2 separate regions of the Mus musculus genome follow, and region 1 is linked to region 2. The links are chromatin loops, found by intact Hi-C in ENCODE. Cell type or tissue: left cerebral cortex. All regions are shown on one strand. Each heading gives the region's core, and the rest is flanking DNA. Links, peaks and the distances in the headings are about the cores only.

The links. Peaks named below come from ENCODE experiments on the same cell type or tissue, not always from the same donor. Only the 100,000 strongest peaks of a DNase experiment are listed, where the experiment ranks them.
Region 1: it touches region 2 in a loop (2.8-fold over the local background); 2 of 42 quality-filtered maps call a loop at or near these places.

Annotation. Positions count from the first base shown.
Region 1 is chr2:108,809,069-108,811,987 of GRCm38, reverse strand. No RefSeq gene overlaps it. Among named protein-coding and RNA genes, the nearest start is that of Gm39905, 71 kb to the left of the region's middle. In left cerebral cortex, for the core only: no CTCF peak of the experiment used is centred there; a DNase peak (open chromatin) is centred at 1,229.
Region 2 is chr2:109,612,777-109,615,695 of GRCm38, reverse strand. No RefSeq gene overlaps it. Among named protein-coding and RNA genes, the nearest start is that of Bdnf, 79 kb to the left of the region's middle. In left cerebral cortex, for the core only: no CTCF peak of the experiment used is centred there; DNase peaks (open chromatin) are centred at 1,054 and 1,248.

The DNA.
Region 1 (2,919 bases), core at 262-2,761, 800 kb after region 2:
GAAATATAGCAACTCTAATCAAATAGGATTAGGAAGATGAAAATGTTCTAGAAGCTATGAAATTTTTATAAAGTTACTGTCAGTTTTTGTAATTCTGACTGTCACATTATTTAAAATCAAAACCTAATTTTCTCCATTTCATATCCAAATATTTTCCAGACCTTAGTCATTGTGTCAAACACCTACCACTCATATGACACACTCTTAAAATAGAATTCTACGTATAATGGAGGATTTTTTTTTTTTTTTAGGATGTACGTCCCTGAGGTCAGTAAGATAATTTATTTTTTGGGATAATCCAATCCTAACTATGCCAGACCACACTTATCATTCTGTTCAGAGATGACCAAGAGCAAGTCTTTTGAATTTCTTTGGAAAGTTTAATATGAAATATAGAATTTATAAGTCCCTTCCTTTTTCATTTAATATGAGAATACTTGAGGGTGTCCTACGAAAATGTAAAAATTATAATACAATCATGCTCTATAGAGTAAATTACTCAATTTGGTGTGGAAGTGCACTCTTGTGTTCCCAGAATTTGGATGGAAAAGACAGGAGGATGGAGAATTGTTGCAAATTAATTTAGAATGTTTTTAGCAGTTAATTCCAGGGCCTGGGCAACATAAGATTAAACACTCTCCAACAAGACAAAACAATCCACCAATACTCCTCTCCAAACTTAGACTTTTGAAATGATGAAGCTCTTCAAGTAGAAAGGAACTTTACTTCCCCCTCTGGTAAATTTGGAGAATACTTTGATATGTACTTTACAGTGTCAGAGTATGACTTTGCAGTTGTTTGCACCAATTCTTGGGAAGATGCTTATTCTCTTGCTTATATTTCTTGGATTGTCAGGATCATACTTTGAAAAATTGTTCTTGGGGTCATTTTTTTCTCTTCTGAACTTTTCTCACCCTGTTGACCAAAGTTGTTGATAAATAATTTCCATTTGGCTCCAAACCAAATCTTCCTTATTTAATAAGAAAATAATATTCATTGTTGGTATTTAATTAGAGATGATAAAGGAACAAGTAGCAGAAAGGATCTAAGACTTCCACCAGGAAAACTGGATCTGAGTGATGACTACTCCTTATTACATAGTCCATCTTCATCTGTTACTTCAAAATTCTCAGCCTTCTTTCTTTGTTCCTAAAAGAAATTGGATGCAGGAAACTGCCTCACAGAGTTATGATAAAAATGGATCTGCCATATGAAGCAGCTATTTCATCACTCGGGTATACATCTAAAGAAATGAAACCAGCAGAGTGAACAAGATGCATGGCCATATATAACTGCAGCATCGACATAGCTCCTAAGAGATGGACCCAACCCAGGTGGCCATAAATGATGAACTGATAAAGAACATTTTGTACCTCTATATAACATAATATTACTCAGTCATAGAGAAGAATGAAATGCTATCTCAAAATACATTAAAATACAGACGAGAAACATTATGTTAAATGAAATAAGCCAGACACAGAAAACCAAGGACTGCATGCTTTCCCTCAGACCTGAAAGCAGCAAGCATCAGACGTGACTGTTGAGGAGTAGGTATGGCGAAAGTTGTGTGGGACGAATAAAGGAGGCTGAGTTCGACCAGTGCATACTTTATATATGTTGTGAAAATGTCAGTGGCTGCCACTAGTATGATCAATTAAAACATTTTAACTAAAAATTATATAAAACAAGACTGAGATAGGTTAGTCAGTAAAGCATGGTTCTAAGAGCACAAGGTCAAAATAAAACAAAACAAAACAGCACAATGATATGTGCTCACAATCACAACAATGAGAAGGCAGCAACAGCTCGGGTCTCTCTAACCAGGCACTGCAGCTTTCTTGGTGAGTTTTGGGTGAATTGAGATAACCTGTCTTAAAAAAAGAAGAAGAAGAAGAAGAAGAAGAAGAAGAAGAAGAAGAAGAAGAAGAAGAAGAAGAAGAAGAAGAAGAAGAAGAAGAAGAAGAAGAAGAAGAAGAAGAAGAAAACAAATAAAAACCCTTAAAACAACAACAAAAACAGTGGATAGTGCTGCAGAAATGGCCTCTGAGATTGTACTCTGGCTTCTATTCACGTACGCACAAATGAACATATACACCCACACAACCATGTGTACTTGCACATACATGAACATGTATACAGAACCTGCACATACAACTGCAAGAAGTAGAAAATGCAATATTAAACATTTTAACATGATAGTGCTAAAATGCTTGATGAACTGAAAACCTGATCTGCACGTTGGTTCGATTTGTCCTTATTTGGTGATGTAGACTGTTTACACTATTGAGAATTACTAGGGCATCTGATCATAAATTTAGCATCAGCCAAATGCTCTTCTAAGACAGCTGACATTTAGAAAACAATGAAACTGCATCACTGTGGTAAGGCAAGCAAAGTGTTAGAATGATATTTATTTAGATTATTCCATAGAATTCCCTGTGTGGCTTTTAGTTCTTAATATTTTCTGGTTTTGTAGAGATTTAGTGTGTATTTTATTAGATATTTTCTTTATTTACATTTCAAATGTTATCCCTTTCTTAGTTTCCCCTCCAAAAACCCCTATCCCCTCCCCCCTTCCCCTGCTCCCCAACCCACTCCCATTACAAGTCCTGGTCTTCCCCTATACTGGGGCATAGAACCTTCACAGGACCTAGGGCCTCTCCTCCCATTGATGACCAACTAGGTCATGCTCAGCTACATATACAGCTAGAGCCACATGCCCCACCATGTGTTTTCTTTGATTGGTGGTTTAGTTCCAAGGAGCTCTGGGGGTACTGGTTGGTTCATATTGATGTTTCTCCTAAGGGGCTTCAGACCCCTTTAGCTCCTTGGGTACTTTTTCCAGCTCTTTCACTGGAGACCTTGTGCTCTATCTAATGGATGATTGTGAGTATCCACTTCTGTATTTGACAGGCA
Region 2 (2,919 bases), core at 199-2,698:
CTGTTAAGTAAACATTTTAATTAAGCTTTTGAGAATTTCATACAATGTACTTTGATTATGTACACCCCTAACTCCTCTCCTTAACTCCTCCCAGATCCACTTGGAACACCCTACATTCCCCAAATTTGTACCATCTTTTGTTTTTAATTAATACTCATAAGCTCCAATTTCATATATTTCTGTTCATATACTTCTGGGTATGGGTATCATCCACTGGAGTGTGTGTGACCTACCAGAAACAACACACTCAAAGAAAACCAAACTTCTCACAAGCCACTAACTGTTCATAGCTCTTCACAAAGCTCTTTCCCCTTTAGGCTGGAATGCCGCCTTACTTGATCTGTGCAGGGCTTGTGTAGGCAACCGTAGTTGCTATGAGTTCATGCGAGCAGCGTTCCTGCCATGTTCAGAAGCCACAGTTTTGCTCTGGTCCTTCCAAACCTCTAGCTCTTTGAAATATTTCTGCTACCTCTTCTGTGATGATTCCTGAGCAAGGGAAGGTGTGAGATCCAGATGCCTCACTTGTGGCTGAGCACTCCACAGACACCGTTTCTCTGCACTTGGACCAGTTGAGAGTTCCCTCTGCCCACCACACAAGCACATTTCTCTGATAAAGCCAGAGAGCTGCACTGAACCCATTGCAGGACTGGTCTCCATGCTAGGTCTTTCCTGCACACGGGGCTTTTCATATCTTCTCCTGAAGTCTCATGAAGACAAAGAAAGTGACTGTGCATCTTTCAGGAATGAGAGGTATAGACTGTGCATTCTTCAGGAATGAGAGGTATAGACCATGCAGCAGCTGCCTGCTATCTCGGAAATTCCTCATCACTCTGAGCTTTAAAAATGGCAGTAGATTTTTCTTTCTACTCAGTAAAGCTCTCTGTTTGGCTTAATATAAAAATAGGTTGTAAGTGATTTGCCATTGAGTAAAACAGAAACACTGGGAACATGCCCTGTGTTTATGCCATGGCCTCCCATACTCCTAAGTATACTGCCAAATACTCCTTGGAATTTGCCAGCCTAATCTGAAAAGTGTAGCCATATATTATCTCTACTACTTACAACATCCAGGCAAGGGAAGCATATTTTGGCACAGTCCTTCAAAAAATAGGCACAGAAACTACTTGCCCAAATTTTCAAAGAATAACTTGAATCAAAACCTTCCCAGACATTTCCCAGTAAATTCTGGACTACCTTCTAAGATGATGTGAGGGAGTGTGTGTCTGAGACTCCAATGTCAATCTTCTGCAGAGCAGAGGATTTCGTTTCTGAACCTTTCTGAGCCAGCTTCATTCACGAATGCAAACAGTTTCTGTTAACTCAGCTCAAGCTCATGTGTGGCACGACTAGCGACTTTGCTGCCTGGAAGCATCTTCCAGGACCTGGTACAGGAAGGACTTCCTGCCATGAGAAAAATCAATGTTTGAATCCTCAAGCTAAACTCTCTCCCTGCTGGCCTCTCATGGCAATGTTCAGAGTCCGATCTGAATTTGGTGAGCAAAGCTGGTTCTTTATTTTTATGATGCGTACTATTATCTCTATATTGCAATGAGTTCCCTATACGTCATCGTTTATGACAGAGCTACTAGGTAATACTGTTACTGAAATACAATGAAAGATGTGTGTGTGTTCAAGTTTAAATTACTTTTTTGTAGCTAGATGGCATTAAGATGAACCATTCATCCTTTTCAGTACAACCAGTGAACGTGTGTTTAGGGTGGATCTGAGCCTAGAGGATGTCAGAGGATGGGAGGTTATAGAAATCCAGCCTCTGAGTGCTTGTCTATATTTTATTTGAAGAACCACAGAGAGAAATGTTGCTGTCCCTGAAAGTCTGCATGGTGTTTTTGGTCCACTGTAGATCTTCAAGTCTTTAGTGCCTTTCTGGAGGCTGCCCCTGAAGTTTCACTTTCCCATTTCTGAGTCCTTCCCTTAGGGTCAGCACAGTTCTGAATACCTATCAGCGTGCTATGATCACTGCTCCCATCCTGCCAGCAAAGGCAGAGCTAGTGGAATGGAGAACATAATCTCTGGGCAGAAGTAAGTAATGGCAAGCAAGGAAAAAACAAAAGGAAAAACAAACAAACAATAACAACAAAACCAGATGAAGCAGGGAGAGGAGGAGAGCCCACACTGCCTGCTTGGTTATTAGCTAAAACAGGCAAAGACAGCTGGTTTCAAAGTAACCACAAAGATAAAAATAGGACTTGATTTTCCTGCTTTTACCCTGAACTCCAGAAAAGTGAAAGTGCTTGGGAGCAAGGATCAAGTCCATTTGTTGATATGGAGAAAATTGTATAGAAACATTTTCTGTCTCTATAGAGAATGCTTAGATACAAAGAAAATAGGCTTGTTGGCATCTTGGGCAATGCACTTTTTATAACCATGGGCACAGCCATGGAAGCTCCCCCCTAACAACCAAGGAAATCCTGGAACGGAATCATCCTTGATGCTGGTTGTTAACTGTTCTCATAGGTCAGACACTAGAACACATGCAGGACAACACTGTAGGCTTGCCCTTTCTGCTGCTTTCATTGGTGGCAGCACGAAGCCCAGGGAGGAGCCCCTTGACTCTCTGTACCCCTTGGCAATGCACTGGCAACCCAGCTATACTGGGTTACCTTGGTGACTGGCCATGACCTAAGGCTTTCTACACTTTCACTGGTCTGATTGTGTTCCCTGCTGACTGAGAGTTCTAAAGAGTGAACTCAGGGAAAGGGCTTCTAGTGGAGAAATAGGATCAAGTCATGGTTTATCATTATGCTAAACTTGATGGCTTCAAGTCCACAGCACCCATGCAGTTGTAGACTTATCTACTTTTGGCAAGTAAGCTACTCTTCCTAGTTTTCCACTTTCTCTTTTATCAAAATGGTGAGAATAACTAATGCCACTGGGGTTCTGGTGATGGTCAATAAAATA